4 separate regions of the Homo sapiens genome follow, and regions 1, 3 and 4 are each linked to region 2. A link is a loop called in an ENCODE intact Hi-C map of the cell type or tissue named here. Cell type or tissue: PC-9. All regions are shown on one strand. Each heading gives the region's core, and the rest is flanking DNA. Links, peaks and the distances in the headings are about the cores only. Region 1 holds the start of QNG1 (Q-nucleotide N-glycosylase 1). Region 2 has its middle 96 kb from the start of SLC28A3-AS1. Region 3 has its middle 13 kb from the start of KIF27. Region 4 has its middle 18 kb from the start of SLC28A3-AS1.

Region 1 (5,856 bases), core at 857-5,856, 220 kb after region 2:
CTGTAACCAATGGGAATTTGTTTTCCTTCCTCCCAAAAACTGCCCTGAGGCAGTTTGTCCAGAAAGTTTGTCGAGAGACTTCCCCAAAGACTGTGCCAGCACTCCTACTGAGTGACTAGCTGTGTCTCTCTGAGCTCACCATGAAGCAGTGGCAGGACAATACAGTGTCCCCGTCAATGTCCACACCCAAAGATTGCACCTCATAGATTAAATATCAGCACTTAACCCCTGCCCCAGATTCTGTTTTCAAGGGAATCCAAGTTAAATAATCCTTTGTACCTGTTTATTTTTGTACTGTTTTAAAATAATACTTAGCTCTTCCTCCTAAGTAGGAAATATTAACTTCACTAATTAAAAGCAAAATATGGGCTGGGCACAATGGCTCACGCCTGTAATACCAGCACTTTGGGAGGCCAAGGCGGGCAGATCACGAGTTCAGGAGTTCAAGACCAGTCTGGCCAACATGGTGAAACCCCATCTCTACTAAAAATACAAAAATTAGCTAGGCATGGTGGCACACGTGTGTAATCCCAAGCTACTCAGGAGGCTGAGGCAGGAGAATTGCTTGAACCCAGGAGGTGGAGGTTGCAGTGAGCTGAGATCACGCCACTGCACTGCACTCCAGCCTAGGCGACAGAGTGAGACTCTTTCTCAAAAAAAAAAAAAAAAAAAAGCAAAATATGGTTCAAAAAACTCTAACTGGCTTTGAACTGTAGTAATAATGTTAATGATATATAATGGGAAACAATAGATTTATTCCATTATAATTTAATATTTTAAATCAGAAATTGAAGTAATTAATAGGCATGGTTTTCACAGAAAGATTCCATTCTATCCCTAAGTCATATCCTATAAATAGGAAACATTCCAAACTCAGTAAGGAGAGAGTAGGAAGAGCTTTCAATGACACTAAGAAAACCAGGAAAATATAAATGCCCTGCAAGCCAATGGACAATTTCAAGGAAGTGCTCAATCTTAAATGCTAAATATGGATAAATCAAGAAGAAAAGGAACAGAAAAATTACACTGTAGTGAGCCATATCTCTTTTCTGCTATGGCTTCATGGGGATTCAGTCTGTCATTTTGTGTATATAAAAAGAAATAAAAATAAGAGATGTCTTACCTCCACAAAATCCATTTCACTTCTATGCATAACTCTTTGAGCACATATGGGAAACTATGTCCTCCCACTAGCGATGTCTATTGTCCATCCACTGCTCTAGGCAACTTTTGCAACTTCCTCTGTTGCCCAGGCTGGAGTGCAGTGGCACGAACACAGCTCACTGCAGCCTCGACCTCTTGGGCTCAAGCGATCCTCTTGCCTCAGGCGCCTAAGAAGCTGAGACTATAGGCACATGCCACCACACCTAGATAATTTTTTTTATTGTTTTTTGTACAGACAGGGTCTCACTATGTTGTTGAGGTTGGTCTCAAACCCCTGAGCTCAAATGATCAGCCCGCCTCGGCCTCCCAAAGTGCTGGGATTACAGGCATGAGCCACCACACCTGGCCGACCCTCCATTTCTTTAATGCTATAGCCTATCATAGAAAATAGAAGATATAGCAATAATCATTCCCAAGAGCTTGACATGTAATTTAGCTAATCAAAAATGATGACTCTCTTGATGACTGGAATAATCTAACTTGGATACTGTTCAAGGGGGGGAAAGTTATATGGACACATCATTGATCATGTCTTCCTCCTTTGTTAACCTTTAAAATGCAAGCTTAGAGGTTATTTAGAGGTCATCACTATCTCTTCAAAAGCCTACCCCTGCAAGGCATAGTAGCTCACGCCTGTAATCCCAGCACTTTGTGAGGCCGAGGCAGGCGGATTACTTGAGCCCAGGAGTTCGAAGCCAACCTGGGCAACACAGCAGACCCCATCTCTACAAAAAAATTAAAAATTAGCTGGGTGCAATGGTACATGCCTGTAGTCCCAGCTACTCAGGAGGATCACTTGAGCTGGGGAGGTCAAGGCTGCAGTGAGCTATGACTGCACCACTGCACTCCAGTCTGTGTGACAGAGTAAGACCCTGTTTCAAATAAATAAATAAAGCCTATGCCTACAGGGTACAGCTTCTGCCAAAGATTTATCTATCTCTATCAGGAGATAGAGACCATCCTGGCTAACATCGTGAAACCCCCGTCTCTACTAAAAAAATACAAAATATTAGCCGGGCATGGTGGCGGGAGCCTGTAATCCCAGCTACTCGGGAGGCTGAGGCAGGAGAGAATGGCCTGAACCCGGGAGGCGGAGGTTGCAGTGAGTGGAGATCGCGCCATTGCACTCCAGCCTAGGCGACAGAGCGAGACTCCGTCTCAAAAAAAAAAAAAAAAACCAAAGTCGGGTGTGGTGGCTCATGCCTGTAATCCCAGCACTTTGGGAGGCCGAGGTGGGCAGATCATGAGGTCAGGAGATCGAGACCATCCTGGCTAACCGGGCATGGTGGCGGCTGATAGAACCGGGGCGGGGGGGCGGCGGGGGGCTGAGGCAGGAGAATGGCGTGAACCCGGGAGGCGGAGCTTGCAGTGAGCCGAGATCGGGCCACTGCACTCTAGCCTGGGCGACAGAGCGAGACTCCATCTCAAACAAAACAAAACCAAAAAACAAACTCAGGTTGCCATCAAAAGGACTGCAGCAATTCCAGGCCTTACATTCAAGGTCAATCAGGTCCAGAGGGAGCCTGAATCACTTCTGAAAATTCTCCTGGAAGAGTGAGGAAAAGCTTTTCTGCAAGCATTCTGCAAATCTTGCAACTCACTGAGGTGAACTGGGAAATATGCATAAACCTAATCCAGTTGCTGGCAAGAGGGTGATATTACCAGTCCTGACTACCCTTGAGTCTGAGGATGCTAAACTAAGCTACAAGGGAGTGCAGTTGAGAGATGGATTCCTAAACAGTATCACAGTATCTATTGGGAAGGAAAAAGCAGGAAAACCATGTTCAGTAGGTGAAGAACTCACTTTTTTTTTTTTTTTTTTTGAGACAGTGGGTTGCCCAGATTGGAGTGCGGTGGTGCCATTTCAGCTCACTGCAACCTCCGCCTCCCAGGCTCAAGGGATCCTCCCACCTCAGCCTCTGGGAGTAGCTGGGACTACAGGCTCCAGCCACCTGGCTAATGTTTTCTTTTTCTTTTTTTTTTTTTGTAGAGACAGGGTTTTGTCATGTTGCCCAGGATGGTCTCGAATTCCTGGGCTCAAGTGATCCTTGGCCTGCTAAAGTGCTGGGATTACAGGCCTGAGTCACCACGGCCAGCCCAACTCATTTTTGTATTCTCAGCATCTTGTAGACACACTTAAAAAAACAAAAACAAAAATCCCAGACACACACAGTTTTGATTTATCTCAAAGTTGAGTGAAGGAGGCATGTTTTATTCTTGTGTATACTACTTTTAGTGCTTAAATACCTTGAACATAGGCAGGAATTTGACTTTTTGGGTGGGAGGGGGAACGGGGGGGGGTCTCACTTTTTCTCACAGTCTGGAGTGCAGTGGCACAATCTCACCTCACTGGAATCTCTCTGCCTCCTGGGCTCAGACGATCCTCCCACCTCAGCCTCCCTAGTAGCTGGGACCACTGGCGCATGCCACCACACCCACCTAATTTTTTGTGTTTTGGGTAGAGACAGGGTTTCCCCATGTTGCTCAGGCTGGCCTCGAACTCATGCACTCAACTGATCCACCCACCTTGGCCTCCCAAAAAGCTGGGATTACAGGCGTGAGTCACCACATCTGGCCGGCATTTGACTTTTTTCTATCAATAAACCTCAGTGAGAGAAAAGGGTCTAAGTTATTTACCCTTCTGGATTATTTTGCAGATTGCTAGATTTCCTTGCTAAATCAATTTGTCTCCCAAGACTTAGGTGCTGTGGTAGAAAGGAAAAATCCCAAGCCAACAGACTTACATTTCCTTAACAACTGTATTAATGTACTAGTGACTTTTTCTGGAAAACGTATCATAGTGGAGTCCTTAAAGTTCCTTTTTCTTACCAAAATGAAGAAACTGGAGTGATGAAGATCTGCTTTTCTAGGGTAACAGCTGTCAAATTTAAAAGCTCCATTTGGGGCCAGGTGTGGTGGCTCATGCCTGTAATCCCAGCATTTTGGGAGGCCAAGACAGGCGGATCACCTGAGGTCAGGAGTTCGAGATCAGCCTGGCCAACATGGTGAAAACCTGTCCCTACTAAAAATACAAAACTTAGCCGGGCGTGGTGGCGGGCACCTATAATCCCAGCTACTCGGGAGGCTAAGCCAGGAGAATTGCTTGAACCCAGGAGGCGGAGGTTGCAGTGAGCCGAGACTGTGCCACTGCATTCCAGCCTGGATGACAGAGTGAGACTCCGTCTCAAAAAAAAAGCTCCATTTGGGAGGCCGAGGAGGGTGGATTACCTGAGGTCAGGAGTTTGAGACCAGCCTGGCCCACATAGGGAAACCCCATCTCTACTAAAAATACAAAAATTAGTCAGGTGTGGTGGCTGACACCTATAATCCCAGCTACTTGGGAAGCTGAGGCAGGGAGAATCACTTGAACCGGGGAGGTGGAGGTTGCAGTGAGCTGAGATCATGCCACTGCACTCCAGCCTGGGCGACAGGGTGAGATTCTGTCTCAAACAAACAAATTTAAAAGCTCCGAATCCTCCAAAAATACCAAGATTTTCCTGTCGGTAACTAGAGATGGGTACTGATGATTATTTTTAATAGGTGATTTTCAAAGATGTGAACGTTATCCATGGAGATTTAAGTCTCCAAAAGGAAAAAAAATGCATACCTTTATACTAAAACTTCATCACCAGTCAAATTTGGATCATCACTAAATTGGCTTCTACACCTCTCTCCTAATATAAGGTACTTGTGTAAGTTTGCAGTTGTGAGACACTTATTTCCTCATTTTTAATGTCTTCTCAGTAGGGCCACTGATATAGTCACTATTTGACTGACCAGAATGGTTGGCACTGGTGATTGGCTCATAAAGTGCCCTCGATTTAGGGGGCTCAATTATCAAAGGTTTAAATCCTAGCCCAAACCATTGCTGTGATGGGGGTTAATCAATGAACCACTCAGCTTCACTTGCAAAAGCGGGATCACAATAGCCGCTTTCGTCATGACCCAGCCTAGGTGAGATTTAGTACTTAAGTACACTGCCAGGCACACAAGGTTAATTTAACAATTTAACACATTTGTTTCCTCATCCATTTCTCCAAACCTTCCAACTAATCCTAACGTTCGTTCGGCCAAATGGGCCAGGAATTCACTTAAACAAAAACAAAAAACAAAACAAACAAAAAAACACTCCCTGGGGCTTGGGGAAGGAGGCACCGCCGCCCATGTCGCAGTCTGGGGGTGGCTCAGTCCTCAGCACCCAGATCTACGGCCATAATGCTCTTCGAGGCCAAGGAGCCCGGATGCGGGGCGTTGCCGAAGGCGTCTTGCTCAGGCTGCGGGAAAGGAGAGGGGTGGGAGCGGGGTGGGGGCATCGCGACCCAGGGCAAGGCGGCGAGTCGCCGTCTTCGAGTCCCACCTGTCCGAAGCGGGGTGAGAAAAGGCAAAACATGGCAAAGCCATGCACCTCCCAGGGTGGGCAACTCACGGCCGGTGAACGCCGGACCCTTAGCAGTTTCCAGACCTTTGGAACCGGAAGCGGAGCCTGAGAGCGCGCCCGAGAGGGCGTGAACGGGACCGCTTTCCCGGAAGTGCTTGCGGCCTCTGCCCAGCGAGCTGCCCCGGGGTCTCTCTGGTTTCCTAATCAGGGCAACGCCGCGGGAGAGAACCTTTACCTTGGCTGCACTAAGTTCTCGGTGCCACTCCCTGGCAGGGCGGGACCTTGTTTAGGCCCTGTGATCGCGCGGTTCGTAG
Region 2 (6,002 bases), core at 498-5,497:
TACTTGGAGTATAGAATTTTGAGCCCTTACCTCTGGGCTTGCTTGCAAAGACGCAACAGAGGCAACAGGAGCAAGAACAATGTCCTGTGAGCCACAGGGAATTCGAATGTTTCCATAAGGAAACACAGCTCGCTATGCCCATCCAATTTGCAAAATCCATTTAATTAACCTTTCCAAGATGGGTGTAAGCCAGAAAAAATTGACATAAAAAGACAAGATGTTGATAAAGATCAAAAACTTCTTAAAGCAAGGGTTAATGTACTCAATTGGATCTATTAAATGTTGAAATCAAAGACTTTTCAGAGGCTCTGCCATCTTGAAATTATAATAGGATTAAATGAGAAAACATGATTTGATACAAAACTTCTCTCCATACATACAGCTTTTTAGGAACACGTTATGCATGAAAATGAAGCAAAGTTTTATTGCCCAGGAAAAGTCACATACTGCTCTTAAGTAGGGTCCCCTTGGGCTGCAACAGTATGACTTTAATAGGACTAGATATGATGGGTAGTACTAAGAACGCACTGCACTGTCCAATAGAGTGGCTAATAGCCACGTGTGGCTCTTTAATTTTTAATTAGTTTAAATTATATTTAAAATTCAGTTTCTCAATTGCATTAGCCACATGATGAATAATCAATAGCCAGGTATGGCTACTGGCTGCCTTATAGCACAAAGAGAGAACATTTCCATCACCATGGGAAGTCCTATCTGGCAGCGCTGACCTATAGCAAACATGAAATGACAACTTTCGACATCAAGGAGAAAGTATTTAATACTTAGTATTCAGAGCTTAGAGAAAAGCTTACTAGACATCAAAGAGATTTTAGAGACAACACTGAATACATTAAAGTGATGAAGATTAGATTTACCTTAAAATACACAGATGTCTTTAAATGAGTTGCACTTACGAGTAACCGATAAGCTTTTAAAAATAGCTAACATAAAAATAATTTTCCTAAAGGATGTTTAAAAATAGTTCACCCTTAAAGTTGGCTTCCTCTAGTTTTTATTGGTCAACATCTTAGCATCTGCAAAGTGTTTTACAATTTAATGTGCAGGCTGTTGGTCCTGAGAGTCACTGTATGTGGTTGTTCAGGTTATATACCCAACAGCTCCGGGGACATCATTCGCATAGGCTGCCACGTGAACTCTGGAAGACTGCAGCATCCAAGCTGCACAGAAACATACAGCAGCTCTGGGCTCCCTCACAGCAATTCTAATTTACAACATTGTTTGACATCACACAATCAGTAATTAGTAAGATGAGGATTTGGAACTTAAATTTTTCTATATCCAAAAATTCCTTTTGACCACAGCATTCTAGCTCCTGAATAGGTAATCAAATGAAGATTAACACCAAAAAAAAAGTGTGCTTTTGTTTCCATAGAGTGGAGCTTCACCAGGAACCCAGTTGCTTTGCTAGAATTGGAGATGTGAGACACTGATAGCATTGGAGAGCTTCTTTTCAAAGACACACTTTTTTTTTTTTTTTTGAGACAGAGTCTCGCTCTGTTGCCCAGGCTGGAGTGCAGTGGCTTGATCTTGACTCACTGCAACCTCTGCCTCCTAAGTTCAAGCGATTCTCCTGCATCAGCCTCCCGAGTAGCTGGGATTACAAGTACCACCACCACACCCGGCTAATTTTTTGTATTTTTAGTAAAGACAGGGGTTCACCATGTTGGTCAGGCTGGTCTTGAACTCCTGACCTCATGATCCACCCACCTCAGCCACCCAAAGGGCTGGGAATACAGGCATGAGCCATTTCGTCTGGCAAAGACACACATTTTTTTTTTCATTTTTTTATTATACTTTAAGTTCTAGGGTACATGCGCACAATGTGCAGGTTTGATACATAGATATACATGTGCCATGGTGGTTTGCTGCACCCATCAACTCGTCATTTACATTAGGTATTTCTCCTAATGCTATCCCTCCCCCAGCCCCCCACCCCTCAACAGGCCCTGGTGTGTGATGTTCCCCGCCCTGTGTCCATGTGTTCCCATTGTTCAACTTCCACTTATGAGTGAGAGCATGCGGTGTTTGGTTTTCTGTCCTTGTGATAGTTTGCTGAGAATGATAGTTTCCAGCTTCATCCATGTCCCTGCAAAGGCCATGAACTCATCCTTTTTTATGGCTGCATAGTATTCCATGGTGTATATGTGCCACATTTTCTTAATCCAGTCTATCACTGATGGACATTCGGGTTGATTCCAAGTCTTTGCTATTGTGAATAGTGCAAAGACACACATTTTTAAGGGATAGAAAGTAACTTTCATTTGAACATTTTCCTTCCACCCAAATGTTGAGGGTAGGGAACAATGTAAATCTGCCTTTGTCCTGAGTATCCAAGAAGAGATAATGCTCAGATGAAAATGTTTCCAAGCCAGGCCCGGTGGCTCACACCTGTAATCCCAGCACTTTGCGAGGCCAAGGCAGGCAGATTGCCTGAGCTCAGGAGCTCGAGACCAGCCTGGGCAACACGGTGAAACCCTATCTCTACTAAAATACAAAATATTAGTCAGGCATGGTGGTGGGCGCCTGTAATCCCAGCTACTAGGGAGGCTGAGGTAGAAGAATCGCTTGAACCAGGGAGGCGCAGGTTGCAGTGAGCTGAGATCACGCCACTGCACTCCAGCCTGGGCAACAGAGTGAGACTGTGTCTCCAAAAAATTAAAAAAGAAAATGTTTCCAGCCTTTTGTACACACACATTTATGTGTGTTTAGAAAACAACATTGCAAACAATCCTATAAATAATAGAGTAGTACAGTGCCCGTCTCTCAAAGAACTCAGGAAACGTGGAAGGCATTATCTCATTAAGGCTGACAGCTGCCTCACTGGTGCCAGGGAGTAGTAACCTCAATTGAACTTTCACATGCTTTAGCTACCAGAGGGAGGGAATGAATCTAAATTATCCACGGAGGCTGGTCAGCTCTGTGGCTGAAATAGGACACTGGAAGCTGAGGCTGCAAAGCTCTTGTAACCAGGACTCCTGCCCAGCCCTCAGGGCACAAGATCAGCTATGAGGGGGCAAAACTCATTTCTTGGAAGTTTAACCAGGAGCACTCAGACTGGCCAGAAACTGCTGGGGTGGCATCTTTAGGTCTGGGAGGGCCAGCCAGGAAAGGAAGGGAGAGCAGGTAGTAACACACACGCAGCAGGGGAAGGACAGCTCCAGCAGCTGACAGTGCCTGCCGCCACAGACCTCTCCTCTGGTTCCAGAGTGTTCCAGCCTCATGTTCACTGCTCTTTTGTGATCTGAATCACCAGCCTTGAAATGCCAGAGGGCAGCTCTCTCTCTCTCTCTCTCTCTCTCTCTCTCTCTCTCTCTCTCACACACACACACACACACACACACACACACAGGCTGTAGGGCTCTATCCCTCACCCAGTCTGCTGATGACTACACCAGACGCTCCCAGTGCCCCATTCATATCCTGTCACCTGTACCACTGCTGGGCACACAGCACCTTCCAACACCAGCACCTGCATTCATTTGCCTCAGGGCTTTCACTGGCTCTTGGAACCAGCTTGGCTGCCGAATAATAGGCCAGTAGTGCCATGGAATTAACACCGTGAGAGCAGCCCTTGTCCAATTATAAACACCCCAGCTCTCTTGGCACATGGTGTTTCCCCACTGGCTTCAGCTTCGGCTGCCCACAGAGGTGACTTGCTTGAAAACACACCATTTACCGGCTCCCTTCCCCAACCAGTATCACTTCTCCACTCCCCTGCCTGTATTTCCTTCAGTAGCTTGTTTCAGGATCTGCTTCTAGGGAACACAAATTCAGATGACAACCCAGCAAAAAAATCCTCAAAGCCACAGATGCCCTTTCTGTCTCTGCTCTGCTCTCCCTCCCTCTCACCCCTAGGCCGGGGGGGCAGGCTTCTCTTTTGTAGCCCCTGTGGACAACTTATAGTTGGCTACTATGCACCAGTATTGCCACTGGGATGTTTTTCCCTGGCATCTGTTCTGATTGGTCAGTGCCTGCATTAAATATTTTGATGATCACCCCTGACCCTATGTCACATCCCTCATCTACCATCAAGCCACCAGGATTGTGGCTGTGCTGTCACAGGTGAAAGGACTGTCTTCTCTATACTCAGGAAAACCCTCTGAACTGGGTGTCCCACTCTCAGTTCTTGATGTATTAAAGCTGGGACATAAAAGTTAAAGATGCCATCCAGCTGGGACTAGGAATGGGTCAGGGGCAGGGTTTATTACATAGCACCAAGACTATGAGAGGTAATGCAAGAGAAAAAGGGCTACAGAGTTGTCAGGAGATGCAACATATGTAATAACACTTAGAAGAACAAGTACTGGCCTTGAAGGTCATGGATCTATTCAACAGAACATCCAGTCTCCCACCAAGCAGTAAGGGTGGGGGTGGGATCGGGATCCAGGTGACCTCTTGCCCTGACCCTTGCCCAGTCTATACTGTGTATAGCGTGGACACTCTGCAGGCTACCTCAGTGTCAAGTTCACTGTGAAAGGCAGCCTAAGATGCAGGAAGAAACTCTGACCTGCAGCCAAGCAAGTAGACCTTAGGCAAGCCTCTTAATCATGCCCTAGTTCCACATCTCTCAAATGGAAAGACACCAAATGTCACCTACTCTGTGAAGCCTTCCTTGATGGGGACAATAGAGAGAATCAGACTGAAGGTGCTATGTTCTGATCGTTCACCCTAAATCTGGTCCCACTGTGGCCAGCTGGGCAATCCTGGACAGGTACTTCACCCCTCTGTGCCTGGAGAGCCTCATCTGAATAATGGCAGAATGGTACCTATGTCACAGAGTTACCGGAGAGAAGTAAATTAAGTCACTAAGCACATGCCTCGCAGAGAAGCTTGGTATGTTTTAGCTAATATTGCTGCTGTTGTGATTGTTAACCTCTAAGTTTCCACGGCGTTTGGGACACACCGCCACTCTAGCACTAAAAAACTGGTGTTATTGTAGGCCCAGAACTTTGGGAGGCCGAGGCGGGTGGATTACTTGAGGTCAGGAGTTTGAGACCACCCCGTCTCTACTAAAAATACAAAAATTAGCCTGGCATGGTGGTGCACACCTGTAATCCCAGCTACTCGGAAGACTGAGGCAGGAGAATTGCTTGAGCCCGGGAGGCGGAGGTTGCAGTGAGCCAAGATCATGCCACTGCATTCAAGCCTGGGCGACAGAGCAAGACTCTGTCTCAAAAAAAAAAAAAGAAAAAGAAAAAAAGAAAGAAGCGGTGTTGTACTCCATCCTCTCCTCTGGTTGGATATGAGTGTCATTCAATTTTGGATCCCCAGCGTCTGACCCAATGCTTAACTCAACTCAGTACAACGTAATGGGATAATGTTTTGAAAAGTATCAAGGTATTTTTCTCTTTTGCTTTTCTGAATGAGAGTCCATCTGCCCGTGGGAAAATTAGGATTTGTTACAGAGGTAAAGTACAGAGTCATATGCAGCTTCTAGCAGGCAAATCAGGATTTGGCAGCAAGATAATAGCTGTACAAGTCAGGCTACCTCGTCCAGAGAGGATTTTCCAAATCCTTTTATGTCCCAGCTTTAATACATCAAGAGTCGAGAGTGGGGCACCCAGCTCAGAGGGTTTTCCTGAGTGTGGAGAAGACACTTCTTCCAGCACAGCCACAATCCTGGTGGCTTAATGGTAGAAGAGGGATGTGACATACGGTCAGGGGTGATCATCAAAATATTTAATACAGGCGCTGACCAATCAGAACAGATGCCAGCCAGAAACATCCCAATAGCAATACCGGTGTATAGTAGCCAAGTTATAAGCCATCCACAGGGGCTATAAAAGAGAAGACTCCCTCTGACCCAGGGGTGAGAGGGAAAGAGAACAGAGACAGGCAGACACATCAAATGGTCAGACATGTTCTCCTAATTTTCAGGAGAGAGGCCAAGTCTTTGGCAACAAGTGAGGGAAGAGTGTCTCTCAAGCCAGGGTTTGGCCACACCAAGTCTGTGGTACTGTACGGCCAGACAGAGGAGGATC
Region 3 (6,002 bases), core at 317-5,316, 250 kb after region 2:
TCCCCTCCCCCCTCTTTTTCTTCTCCTTCTCCACTCTCTTTTTTTTTATTTTTTATTTTTTATTTTTTTAGAGATGGTCTCACTGTCACCCAGGCTGGAGCACAGTCGTGAGATCATAGCTCATTGTAACCTTGAACTCCTGGGCTCAAGCAATCCTCCCAAAGTGCTGGGACCACAGGCGCATGCCACTATATCTGGCTAATTTAAATTTTTTGTAGAGATGGGGTCTCACTATGTTGCTCAGGTTGGTCTCGAACTCCTAGGCTCAAGCAGTCCTCCTGCCACTGGCCTTCCAAAGCACCGCGTTTACAGCTGTGAGCCATGGTTTCCCAGACCCAGCTGCCTTTTCTCTTCTGCCACTGAGCATAACCTGGAATCAATCCTGGATGCCTGCATTCTAATCTAGCCAGCAGGATTGAAGCAATAAAGAAGAGTAGAAAGAAAGGGTTGAAGCCAGGTGCAGTGGCTCGCTCCTATGGTCCCAGCCACTGTGTGGTGGGGAGGAACTGAGGTAGGAGGATCCCTTGAACGTAGGAGTTCATGTCCAGCCTGGGCAATGTAGCGAGATCCAGTCTCTTAAAAAAAAATAAGGAAGAAACAAAAAGAGTTGACAAGAAAGGCTCTAGTAGCCACCACATTCCATTTTGGTTTCATCTTACTAGAATTTAGTCACGTGACCACAACTAACTGCCAAGAAGGCTAGGAAAGTGGCATGTATTATGGGCATTGGATACCAGCTAAACTGTGTAGAGAGTATGGATGGGCCTGGGCACAATGGCTCATTCCTATAATCCCAGCACTTTGGGAAGCCAAAGGCGGGATGATCGCTTGAGCCCAGGAGGTCGAGGCTGCAGTGAGCAATGATCACCACTGCACTTCAACCTGGGCAACAGAGTGAGACCCAGTCTCGAGAAAAAAAAAAAGTATGGGTGGATACTGGGAAACAGCAAGAAGTTTTTGCCACCCATTAAGTGGATTTTATAGTTTTCTTACCTGATACAGACTAAGAGCATTAAAATAACATTTTGCCTAATGGCTTTAACAGCCATGGATGATTATTTTTCAGATCTATTATTTCATTAGGGATTGCAAAATGGTAGTGTTCTAGTTCTAACATTTTTGGTTTTTGGGGATTTGTGTGGAGATAACATCCCTCTTGGATTTCAGGGTAGTCTGGGGGAACATAATTAACATGGGGCTAGCTCCTGACGTTCCAGAAGAGAATGGAATGTAGAATTAAGTTCTGAAAGTGTTTTCAGTTGTGTTGATTCATTCTGCACACCCTTTTAAAGGTAATGAAAATGTGCACAGCCTCCTGAAACTCCCTGGCACAGTCCTCCATTCAGAGAAGTCTTTTCTAATTCTTTGGTGACTCAGTTTCCTTTAGTAGCCTTTGATTTGCCATCAGTTATAAAATATTTTGTTTTGTAAACAAATTTCAATTATTTTTCTTCAGAGGCCTCCTAATGATTTGCCTCACTCTATGAACTCAAGTTGTTTAGCCAAGGCACCTTGTCAATGCTTTCCAACCAAAGTAAACAGGTTAGATTTATTACTTGTAGCATGGGGTGACTCAGTAGGAGGATTATTTGGGGCAGGGTCTAAGGAAACTGTTCTGTTGAGATTGGATACTCTCAGAAAGCAGGATCAGTTATACTATTGGCTGCTCTACCATTGACTGCCTCAAATTTTTTCTATAGGGAGGGCAGACAAGAGTAAGGATAAAGCTGTCATTGGTAAAGAAGTCAGCAGTCACTCATTTTAGTGGAGATAGGATGTTTGGGTACTTTGTACGGCACGATGCCCTTGTATTTTTCTGTGGTTAGGCAAAATTCTGAAGTGGCCTTATTTAGTCTTACTTTATCATGGTCTCTGAGTAACCTTTCTGATCCAGTCTCTAAAAAAAAAAAAAAAGAAAGAAAGAAAGAAAAAAACAAAGGGTTGACAAGAAAGGCTTTGGTAGCCACCACATTCCACTTTGGTTTCATCTTACTAGGATTTAGTCACGTGACCACAACTAACTGCCAAGAAGGCTAGGAAAGTGATTATGTCCAACAGAAGACTAACTGGTATAGCTGTGGGTGCCAGGCCAGCTTTTTATCAGGGGCTGCTTTTTTTCCTTTATCAACCTTAAACTTCTCCCTAATTAGCACCAAGGCAAATTAATAGATTTTGTTTCATTCAATTCAGAAATCATGTATTGAGCTTCCTCACAGTGTCCCCTCCCCTGAAGCTGAATGGATAATGGCTTAGTCAGGCTGGCACCCCAGTCTGCCCCAGATGCGGATTTAATGACTGTATATGACCTAGGGGATCAGCTTTGAGGCAACTAGACCTTCCTTTTCCTTGCAACTCTGTGACCCGTCTTTCTCGAGGTGTGCTGTTTTTTGCTTTAGTTTAAAATTTCCAGCTTTTTGGTGGGTGCTATAGTCAAATACAAAACCTAAACAAGTAAGGGAATTGATCTATTCAGGCTATTACAATAGGAAAAGCACTCCAAATCCAAAGATCAGAGTCTCTTGGCAGGGTGGTTTTGCCTTAGACTTTTATAGAGAGGAGTATACAAGTTACAGGTGGAGGACTTACATGTGGGATTGTTTTGCAATCAGAAGTCTCAGTCAGTTGCCAAACAGGAAATATTTATCTCTGTGTCATGCTGGTTTTAGGTGGACAAAGAGTTCTAATAGAGAGACAAAGAATGAGGAATTGGGCTGAGCATGGTGATGCACATCTGTAATCCCACCACTTTGAGAGGCCCACACAGGAGGATTACTTGAGCCCAGGTGTTCAAGACCAGCCTAGGCAACATAGCAAGACCCCGTCTCTACGGAAAAAAAAAAAAAAATTGTAAAAAAGAATGAGGAATTGAAGGGTCTGTGTCTGGTCTTGTCCCACTGGGATGGGATAATCTCATGGGATACCATATACTATGGTGTATGCAGTTCATGGGTGACCAAATCATTGTTATGTGATGCATGCCTGTAATTTGTAAAATTCCTTGCAGGTATACAATTTATTGATTAAACAATTGGAAGTTTGGAGAAATATATTATTGTGCCATTCATCTAAATTTCTCTTTTTTCCATACACTGTGTATCTTTTCCTTTCTTTTATCCCTTTGGGTTAAGGATGTTTTAGTTTTAAATGAAATAAATCAAACTAAAACTAGCATAGTGAAAAAGCAATTGTAGTGATCAACAAAATAAGCCCAGGGATAGAGCTGGCTTTAGCCATGATCATGTAACTAGTTACAGTCTAGGGATTAAAATGCACAAAGACCATACCTCATATTTCTTTTCTTTTCTTTCTTTTTTTTTTGAGATGGAATGTCACTCTTGTTGCCCAAGCTGGAGTGCAATGGTACGATCTTGGCTGAGATCAGGAGAATCACTTGAACCTGGGAGACAGAGGTTGCAGCAAGCTGAGATTGCATCATTGCACTCCAGCACTCCAGCCTGCGCAATAGAGCCAGACTATGTCTCAAAAGAAAAAAAAAAAAGGAAAAGGAAAAGAAAGCACTAATCCAACTTCCTGTCTGGAGACAGGACAAACCTAGGAATTCTCTCCCTTTCTTCGCCATTCCCATTTTGCCACTCTCAAGATAGACTAAGAGTCAGTTGATATAGAATACTAACCTGTATTTGGTTGCAGGAGTAGAATGCAATTATTAAGGCTCAACAGCTTTGTTCCTTTTTTAAAAAAACATAAACATGTTGCTTTGGCCGGGCGTGGTGGCTCACGCCTGTAATCCCAGCACTTTGGGAGGCCGAGGCAGGAGGATCACAAGGTCAGGAGATCAAGACCATCCTGGCTAACACGGTGAAACCTGTCTCTACTAAAAATACAAAAAATTAGCTGGGCGTGGTGGCGGGCACCTGTAGTCCCAGCTACTTGTGAGGTTGAGGCAGGAGAATGGCGTGAACCTGGGAGGCAGAGCTTGCAGTGAGCCGAGATTGCGCCACTGCACTCCAGACTGGGTGACAAAGCGAGACTCCATCTCAAAAAAAAAAAAAGTGTTGCTTTGTTTTTTAGAGGCAGCGTCTCACTCTGTCACCTAAGCTGGAGTGCAGTGGTTTGATCACTGCTCACTGCAGCCTCAACCTCCTGGGCTCAAGCAATTCCCCCACCTCAATCTCCCAAGTAGCTGGGATTACAGGCGTGCACCACCATGCCTGGCTAATTTTTATTTTTTGTAGAGATAGAGTCTCACTAGGTTGCCCAGGCTGGTCTCGAACTCCTGACCTCAAGTAATCCTCCTGCCTCAGCCTCCCAAAGCATGAGCCATTGTGCCCAGCCAAGGCTCAATAACTTTGACGAAGCCTGAGTCAAAGTGAGAAGAAACAAATAGGTCACAATGGTATTTAGAGAGAAGCCTAGAAATACTTTGAGAACCAAAAATAGTATTTTGAAAGCAAGTAAAAAAATATAAAAAAAACTATGAGTTCATAGTTACCCTCCTTCTACCACACACGTGCTCCAAAAAAAGAAACCGTATTGTTTGATTTTGAAGGTTGGTAGGGACCAATTTGTAATTCTGAAAATTGGTAAATAAAAAGGAAAAAAGCATTTATTCTGTTATTCCTGTACTAACTGCATTTCAGGATAATCTGATAGAGGAAAAGCTCTTCTTTATAGAACAATACCAGCTAATAAATGCAAAAAGGAATATTAGAACATTACCATTGTGCAATCCCTAACGAAATAATAGATATGGGAAATGATCCTCAATGGCTTCTAGGTAAAATGTTAATGAGGAACTTTTTTTTTTTTTTTTTTTTTCCCAGACAGAGTCTCCTTCTGTTGCCTAGGCTGGAAGTGCAGTGTGGTGCCATCTCGGCTCACTGCAACCTCCGCCTCCCAGGTTTAAGCAATTCTCTTGTCTCAGTCTCCTGAGTAGCTGGGACTACAGACATGTGCCACCACACCTGGCTAATTTTTGTATTTTTAGTAGAGATGGGGTTTCACCATGTTGGCCAGGCTGGTTTCGAACTCCTGACCTCAAGTGATCCACCCGCCTTGGCCTCCCAAGGTGCTGGGATTACAGGCATGAGCCACCATGCCCAGCCGATGAGGAACTTTTTAATGGATGGATTATACTGAAAAATATCTGTACTCATCTATAATCTTAACATCACCAAAAGCAGGATATGCAGACATTACATGCCTCCTGGTGTGTTGCAACAGGAAGTACATATGCCCATCTATGAATTATTCTTGCCAGAAGAATTGAACCTGAATCTAATCAAGAATCTAGATCTAACTTACTGGTTAACAGGAAATGTAGGAAACAGAGGAACAAGTTAAATGAAAATACAGTATATGATCAGCCAATTCTAAAGTGTGAGAAATCCTATAGGACAAATAGCAGCTTGCTTGCTTGCTTGCTTTCTTTCTTTCTTTCTTTCTTTCTTTCTTTCTTTCTTTCTTTCTTTCTTTCCTTTCTTTCTTTCTTTCTTTCTTTCTTTCTTTCTTTCTTTCTCTCCTTCTTTCTCTTCTTTCTTTCTTTCCTTCTCTCTCTGTCTGTCTCTTTCTTCTTTTAAGACTGGGTCTCGCTCTGTCACCCAGGCTGGAATACAGTGGCATGGTCACAGTTCACTGTGGCCTCAACCTTCTGGGCTCAATTGATCCTCTCACCCTCAGCCTCCCAAGTAGCTAGGACTACAGGCACATGCTACCACAATCAGCCAGTTTGTAAATAGTTTGTAAAGACAGGGTCTCCCCTTGTTGCCCAGGCTTGTCTCAAACTCCTGGCCTCAAGCCATCTTCCCGCGTCAGCCTCCCAAAGTGCTGGGATTACAGGCAAGAGCCACCACACCCGGCCTCTTCCACTTCTTAAAAGGACACTAATTCCATCATGGGGTTCAACCCTCATGACCTCATCTAAATCTAATTACCTCCTAAAGGCCCTACCTGTAAATACTATCACATTGGGATTTAGAGTTTCAACATGAATTTTGGGGAACACAAGCATTCAATCCATAGCAATAATCCCCAAAACTGAA
Region 4 (6,002 bases), core at 266-5,265, 79 kb before region 2:
TAGGCTAGGCACGGTGGCTCATGCCTGTAATCCCAGCACTTTGGGAGGCCGAGGCGGGCAAATCACCTGAGGTTGGGAGTTCGAGACCAGCCTGGCCAACATAGTGAAAACTCTTCTCTACCAAAAATACAATAATTAGCTGGGCATGGTGGCGGGCGCCTGTAATCCCAGCTACTCAGGAGGCTGAGGCAGGAGAATCACTTGAACCCAGAAGGTGGAGGTTGGAATGAGCTGAGATCCTGCCACTGCACTCCAGTCTAGGCAAGAGAGTGAGACTCTGTCTCAAAAAAATAAATAAATAAAAATAAAAGCATGTGTCTTTGCACGCACATGCATGTAGGAGGAGGAGAAACTCAATGTGTGATATTTTACTTCTACTGTCTGCATATTTCTAAATATAAAATACAGGTAGATATGAACAAAACTCAGATACATAAGGCATAGGAAACAAAAAATATAAATATTTAACTTAGGATTCATGCACCTCAACTGTGAATACAAAGTGGCAAGCATCAGCAATTTATGTCTCATAAAGGAAACCAGAATGGATCCCAACCCAGAGGCAGTGACAGGCATCCCTGAAGCCACGGGATACATTTTCAGCAAATTTAAGCACTTAAGTGAGATGCTTGCTGATATAGATCCTCATATTTGCTCCATCGATTCTAGGGCATTTCAAGGAGGATCCTGCCACAAAGATTCGCTGGTCAAACCTGGTTCTCTTCCTTGCCTTAACCTGTTAAAGGGATGACGTATGAACATACTGTGTGGGGAATGAGTGGTGAATTTGCACCACCTATGGCAGACAATTACACACTTTGCATCCAACATGGTTCCTTTATAACTTATGACTAGGTTTTGCTAATATATTCTTTCCTATAACCCAACACTGGCTTTGAGAAAAAGAAGTCTACGCTAATTTTTGTTTGTTTGTTTTACCTTAAGCATTACCTATTTTCATGATGCAAATACTGTACCTACATCGGTGAAGTAGAGGGGTGCGTGGATATCTTCAGGATAGCCAGTCATTCCGAATAATTCTAGTCCCACCCGAACAGAACACAAAATGAAGTCCTCTTTATCCCCCAGTAAGAATGGCTGAGCATCTTTTCTCATCTTTAATCTAAATTAACTGCTCAATTCACCTGGGCAGCCACAGGCGAAAATCTCAGAAGTTTATCACACTGGTTTAGTTATTATCTCCCTAACTACTAAAAGCCACTTTTAATTTACATACTGAATGCACACACAAGTTATTTTTCCTACAAATGGAATCTCTAATTAGGATCAGCTTCATTCGAAACTGGGCAGCAAATGGGAAAATGAGAGGATTAGAGAACATCATTAATAGCAACTGCAAATAACCTTTTAATCAATTTTGAATATTTCCCTCTGAGGACTCACTCTTCCACTTATGAAACAGAAAATTTTGGCCTGCCATTAACAATAATCTCGACAGCATGCATAACAATAGTAATAATGGGCATTTTAAAAGTCAACCAACATGTGGATAGATATTTTTCATTATGAAATGCTTTCATTTGCATTTTTATCTCCTTTGATCTTACACCTGCCGTGTGTGTGTAGTAAGGTGTTTTTACTTCATTTCACAGACACAGGGCAAAGGGGTTAAGAGTGTGTCAGGTTACTTAGGTTTGGGTCTCAGTTCTACTGTTTATCACCTGTGTGGCCTTGGACAAGTTACTCAGTGTCTCGGAACCTCAGTAAACTTACAAAATGAAGACAAAAATGTCTACCACAGACAGACGGTGTGAAATGCGATCACACTAGTAAAATGCTCCATTAGTGGAGGATGGGTTCAGTGCTCTTCCCAGGGATGAGTAGTTTAATCTGCAGAACCAGGAAGAACCTGGGATCCAGATCTGGGGCTTGCCTGAAGCAAGAATCAATTTCAGAGCAGAATCAAGATTGACATTTCCAACACTTAACCTTTTTCCATTTCTGCTGTCCTATCAGCTACGCGAGCGCTCTTAAAGAATAAAAGGAATATGGAAACTCCTTTGGGACAGGGGTGCAACACAAATATTTTATGATCAATAGAAGAATCTATAAATAATGAATAGAACCCATAGAATCGTGCTGTCAATCCAGAAGCCTGGAAATGATTGTCACAGATTGCTTTTGCAGCTTGGGCACAGCGGAAAGCAGCCTGGCCACTTAGGGGACGAGGCCTAATGCTGAAGTCCAGAGCTGGCCACAAGGTGGCAGGATGTCACCAGCGAGCATGCTCAAGCCCAAACTTCCTGGAGCAATCTCCTTGTTCCCGCCCAGGCTAGGGCACTGATTGACGCCTGAAGCTCAAGATGACAACTTGAAATATTCCAATCAATATCAGCCCGAAATCTAATGCCAAAAATTCCGTAAATGCCATTCTTCTGCCTAATTGCTCAGCTCTTAGACAAGACAGTAAAACAGGCACGTCATCCTCCATGTACAAAAAGAAACTTCAAGGTGACCGTGAACTTATTCCAATATAAATGACTAACTCTTTTTGCATGAATTCCAATTTTCAAATGTACTAAAAAAAGTGAGAAGCTTTGGGTGTCAGAAGCAATCCTCCAGAATTCCTGGAGCTCTCCTATTATAATGTTTTCCTACAAAGATGAATATATCTAGCCAGGCACAGTGGTTCATGCCTATAATCTCAGCACTTTGGGAGGCCAAGACAGGAGGATCACTTGAGCCCAGGAGTTTGAGACCAGCCTGGGCAACACAGTGAGACCTCGTCTCTACAAAAAATAAAAAAAATAGCTGGGCATGGTGGCATGTGCCTATAGTCCTAGTGACTCCGGAGGCTGGTGCAGGAAGATCACTTGAGCCTAGGAGGTTTAGGCTGCAGTGAGCCATGATCTCACCACTGCTCTCCAGCCTGGGTGACACAGTAAGACCCTGTCTTTAAAAAAAAAAAAAAAGACTATATGTTCAAAAAATACTCAAATCTAAATTATTTCTATACAACTCAAATGCCACCAACCATTTTTAAAACCTGAATTTTCCTACCAACCTATTTCTGAGCTACCTTCTCTCTTTTCCTCTCCATAAAAGTGAATGTCTAAAGGATGATACAATAATTTAAATAACAGCCTAACTTTATACAAGGTTTTATATAGACTTGTATTATTTTAGAATCAGACAATAACTGGGAGATTATCTATTTCAATCTTTCATTTTCTTAAGAAAGAAACTGGTGTTGCCAGAGGTTAATAAATTTGCCAAATATGACACAGCAAGTTAGGTCAGAACTGAGACCCAAACTTTGGTCATCTCTCAAGATAGTTTGGACTAACTATGACCATTTATTTAACTGTGCCTGGAAAGTCATGACTTTCCTTTAGCCTGTAGAACAGCAAGCCAATAACAAGGAAGAAAATATCAGTTCAGTATTTTGCTCCATAATTCCAGCAGTTCAACTTGGCTTTGTACTAGAAACAATGATTAGGACAAACACTATCTGAGGAGCATCAAGATGAATACAATAGTAAAGCCCTAAAAATCAAATAAAATCCCTAACAGGTCACAGCCATTCAAACGGGATAGAAGATTGAGGAAAATTCAAGCAGAAGGAAGAAGATGCCTCTCCAGGGATGCTGGAGACCCTGAGCCCTCTCTCACAAGATGTGACTATAAAGTAATGCGACTGATTTTAAAAGAAACACAACCAGAGCTTACACATCTAAGTGAGCCCTGTGTTGCTTGGGGAGCTGCGTTTTTGTGGCAAGGATGCTGCCGCAGCTCAGATATTAACTCTTGTTTGGGAATTGTCTTCAGTGTCTTCTTTAGCACGTTCTTCTAAATGTTGATCACACACACAAATCTTGGTCATGCGAGAGTGGAGTTTTTTCTAGAAAACTTACAGTGTCAACTCTTGGAAAAAGGTGGCGGGTCAAGGTAGATCATCATATTTTGGGATAAATCTGAGTTGCATGTATTAAATAGTAACTGGGTTCATTTTCCCTTGTGGCTTAAACATTGGACGGTGTGCTTCATCTAGAGAAAAAGATTCACCCACATGGAGTCAGTCAAGGAAAAACCTTAAGGAGCATGAACAAATCTTTGTGTTACTGACTTCAAAGAAAGGCCTCTTAATTCTAGTTCTTAATAATTTTATGTCTGTTGATAAGCTACTCTTCTGTCTCTCAACCCACATCTAAGCTCTTCTAAAGGAAAGGTCAATTATTAGATCAAATCATATGAAATTACTGCTATTTGACCATATTTAATGTACAAAAATCATGTCTTTCAAGGTAATCCATTTAACAGCTTTATATCTTAATAGAGGCCAGGTGCGGTGGCTCATGCCTGTAATCCCAGCACTTTGGGAGGCCAAGGCAAGTGGATCACAAGGTCAGGAGTTCGAGACCAGCCTGGCCACCATGGTGAAACCCCATCTCTACTAACAATACAAAAAATTAGCCAGGCATGGTGGCAGGCGCCTGTAATCCCAGCTACTCGGGAGGCTGAGGCAGGAGAATCGCTTGAATCTGGGAGGCGGAGGTTGCAGTGAGCCAAGATCACCCCACTGCACTCCAACCTGGGCAACAAGAGTGAAACTGTCTCAAAAAAAAAAAAAAAAAAAAAAAAAACTTAGTAGAGTGGTAAAAAGCAGTTCAAACGTGTTATCTAACATCACCCTGCTGCTGAGATGGACAATACTGAACATCGATATTGAGATCCTAGAGCATGTGATGTTAAACAGCCTCACAAGAGCCAAACGTCAGTTTTCTCTCTTAATAGTCCTATTTTTTATGCATTTAGGTTTTTCTCACCATCTAATTTAAACTGCACATCTTGAGGGTATAAAATATTCTGCCAAACACACCCACAAACAGCCTTTCACAATCAGGGCTATTCTGTAAAAACCATCCGTCTTACCCCAAGCAATGATGATAATGTGATTACCTACATATTGGAAAGCAGGTCTGCCAATTTGGTCCCTCTAGGTCCTGGGTCTCAGCCAGACAGGCCAGCTGATCTGATTTGTGCCTAAGCGATTTCACTAAGGAACAGAGTGTACCCTCCGCCTTTTCACCTCCCTCCCGCAGGGCAGATGTGACCCGGCCGATCACGGTTGAAGTTACTGTGCAGTGAGCCTTCTTTCCCCCTCTAGTTCTTCTCTTTGCTTTTCATTTCTTCGTTATCCTGCATTTATCATCAAAACGTGATCAGAGAAGCCCCTGGCCAGTTCTGCCCCTTCCCCCCTTGCTACACACCAGGGTGGACATTCATTTGAATATTCAGATTCATCCTCCAGTGTCTCTAATCTGCCTGGGAGAAAGGACTCATTGGTTAGAGCATAGAAATTTCTGGTTATTATTTCAGCATACAAATGTCATTTTATGTTTGGGTGGGTCTGCAAAAACTGTGTGACGTTTATTTGCCTCTTACATGATATTCTTCTCAGTGAAGAAAATACATCACTGATAAAATCTGGCCCCATGGGGTTTACCCGGTCATCAGCAGAGCTATCAAGACCCCGCGTAGAAGAGGCCTGCTCCGTGCTTCCCACCCAGGACTCAGCATCGGCCTGAGCAGAAAACCTGCACCGCCCTCCCAATCCCCTCCCCTACTCTTTTTCAGCAATCACTATCAGTGGGAAGTCACTCTGCACATTCAATTACATTGTGACAAATCTTAAATTGTTCACCTGCGCCTCAAAATGAAAAAAAGTGGGGCTACAACGCTATGGAATTATGGTCTCTGCTGGGGTCTTCCTAGTAAGTCCTAGGCCTGGCAGGAGGTGTTCACACGTCTTTTGTTAGCAGCTGGGCTGACCTCGCCTCAAGGCTCTTTTTCATTATTGCTGCCTGGAAAGGTATTTCCTGTTTTTTGGGTTTTTTTCTTTTAAAAAATATTTTTTTAATGAATCTTTCGTGATCACGAAAGCAATCTCTTTTCAATATCAGAAAATTAGAAAATGTTAACTGGGCCCAGTGGCTCATGCTTACAATCCCAGCACTTTGGGAGGTGAAGGGGGGAGAATC

Evidence for each region. A loop is a pair of places that touch in the nucleus more often than their neighbours do. Peaks named below come from ENCODE experiments on the same cell type or tissue, not always from the same donor. Only the 100,000 strongest peaks of a DNase experiment are listed, where the experiment ranks them.
Region 1: a loop joins it to region 2, with 5 times the contacts of the local background. A loop is called at or near these places in 14 of 110 quality-filtered maps.
Region 3: it touches region 2 in a loop (10-fold over the local background); 62 of 110 quality-filtered maps call a loop at or near these places.
Region 4: it touches region 2 in a loop (2.7-fold over the local background); 25 of 110 quality-filtered maps call a loop at or near these places.

The regions. Positions count from the first base shown.
Region 1 is chr9:83,956,576-83,962,431 of GRCh38, reverse strand. It overlaps QNG1 (Q-nucleotide N-glycosylase 1), which reads left to right and starts at 5,690. Exons shown (of 4, transcript NM_032307.5): 1 at 5,690-5,856. In PC-9, for the core only: no CTCF peak of the experiment used is centred there; DNase peaks (open chromatin) are centred at 3,201 and 5,751; H3K4me3 peaks cover 1,040 bases; H3K27ac peaks cover 595 bases.
Region 2 is chr9:84,179,269-84,185,270 of GRCh38, reverse strand. No RefSeq gene overlaps it. Among named protein-coding and RNA genes, the nearest start is that of SLC28A3-AS1, 96 kb to the left of the region's middle. In PC-9, for the core only: no CTCF peak of the experiment used is centred there; DNase peaks (open chromatin) are centred at 2,950 and 3,350; H3K27ac peaks cover 795 bases.
Region 3 is chr9:83,931,405-83,937,406 of GRCh38, reverse strand. No RefSeq gene overlaps it. Among named protein-coding and RNA genes, the nearest start is that of KIF27, 13 kb to the right of the region's middle. In PC-9, for the core only: no CTCF peak of the experiment used is centred there; DNase peaks (open chromatin) are centred at 1,986, 2,616 and 5,216; H3K27ac peaks cover 581 bases.
Region 4 is chr9:84,257,556-84,263,557 of GRCh38, reverse strand. No RefSeq gene overlaps it. Among named protein-coding and RNA genes, the nearest start is that of SLC28A3-AS1, 18 kb to the left of the region's middle. RefSeq lists a silencer at 2,286-2,345. In PC-9, for the core only: CTCF peaks have their summits at 2,007 and 2,211 (motif pointing right); a DNase peak (open chromatin) is centred at 2,297.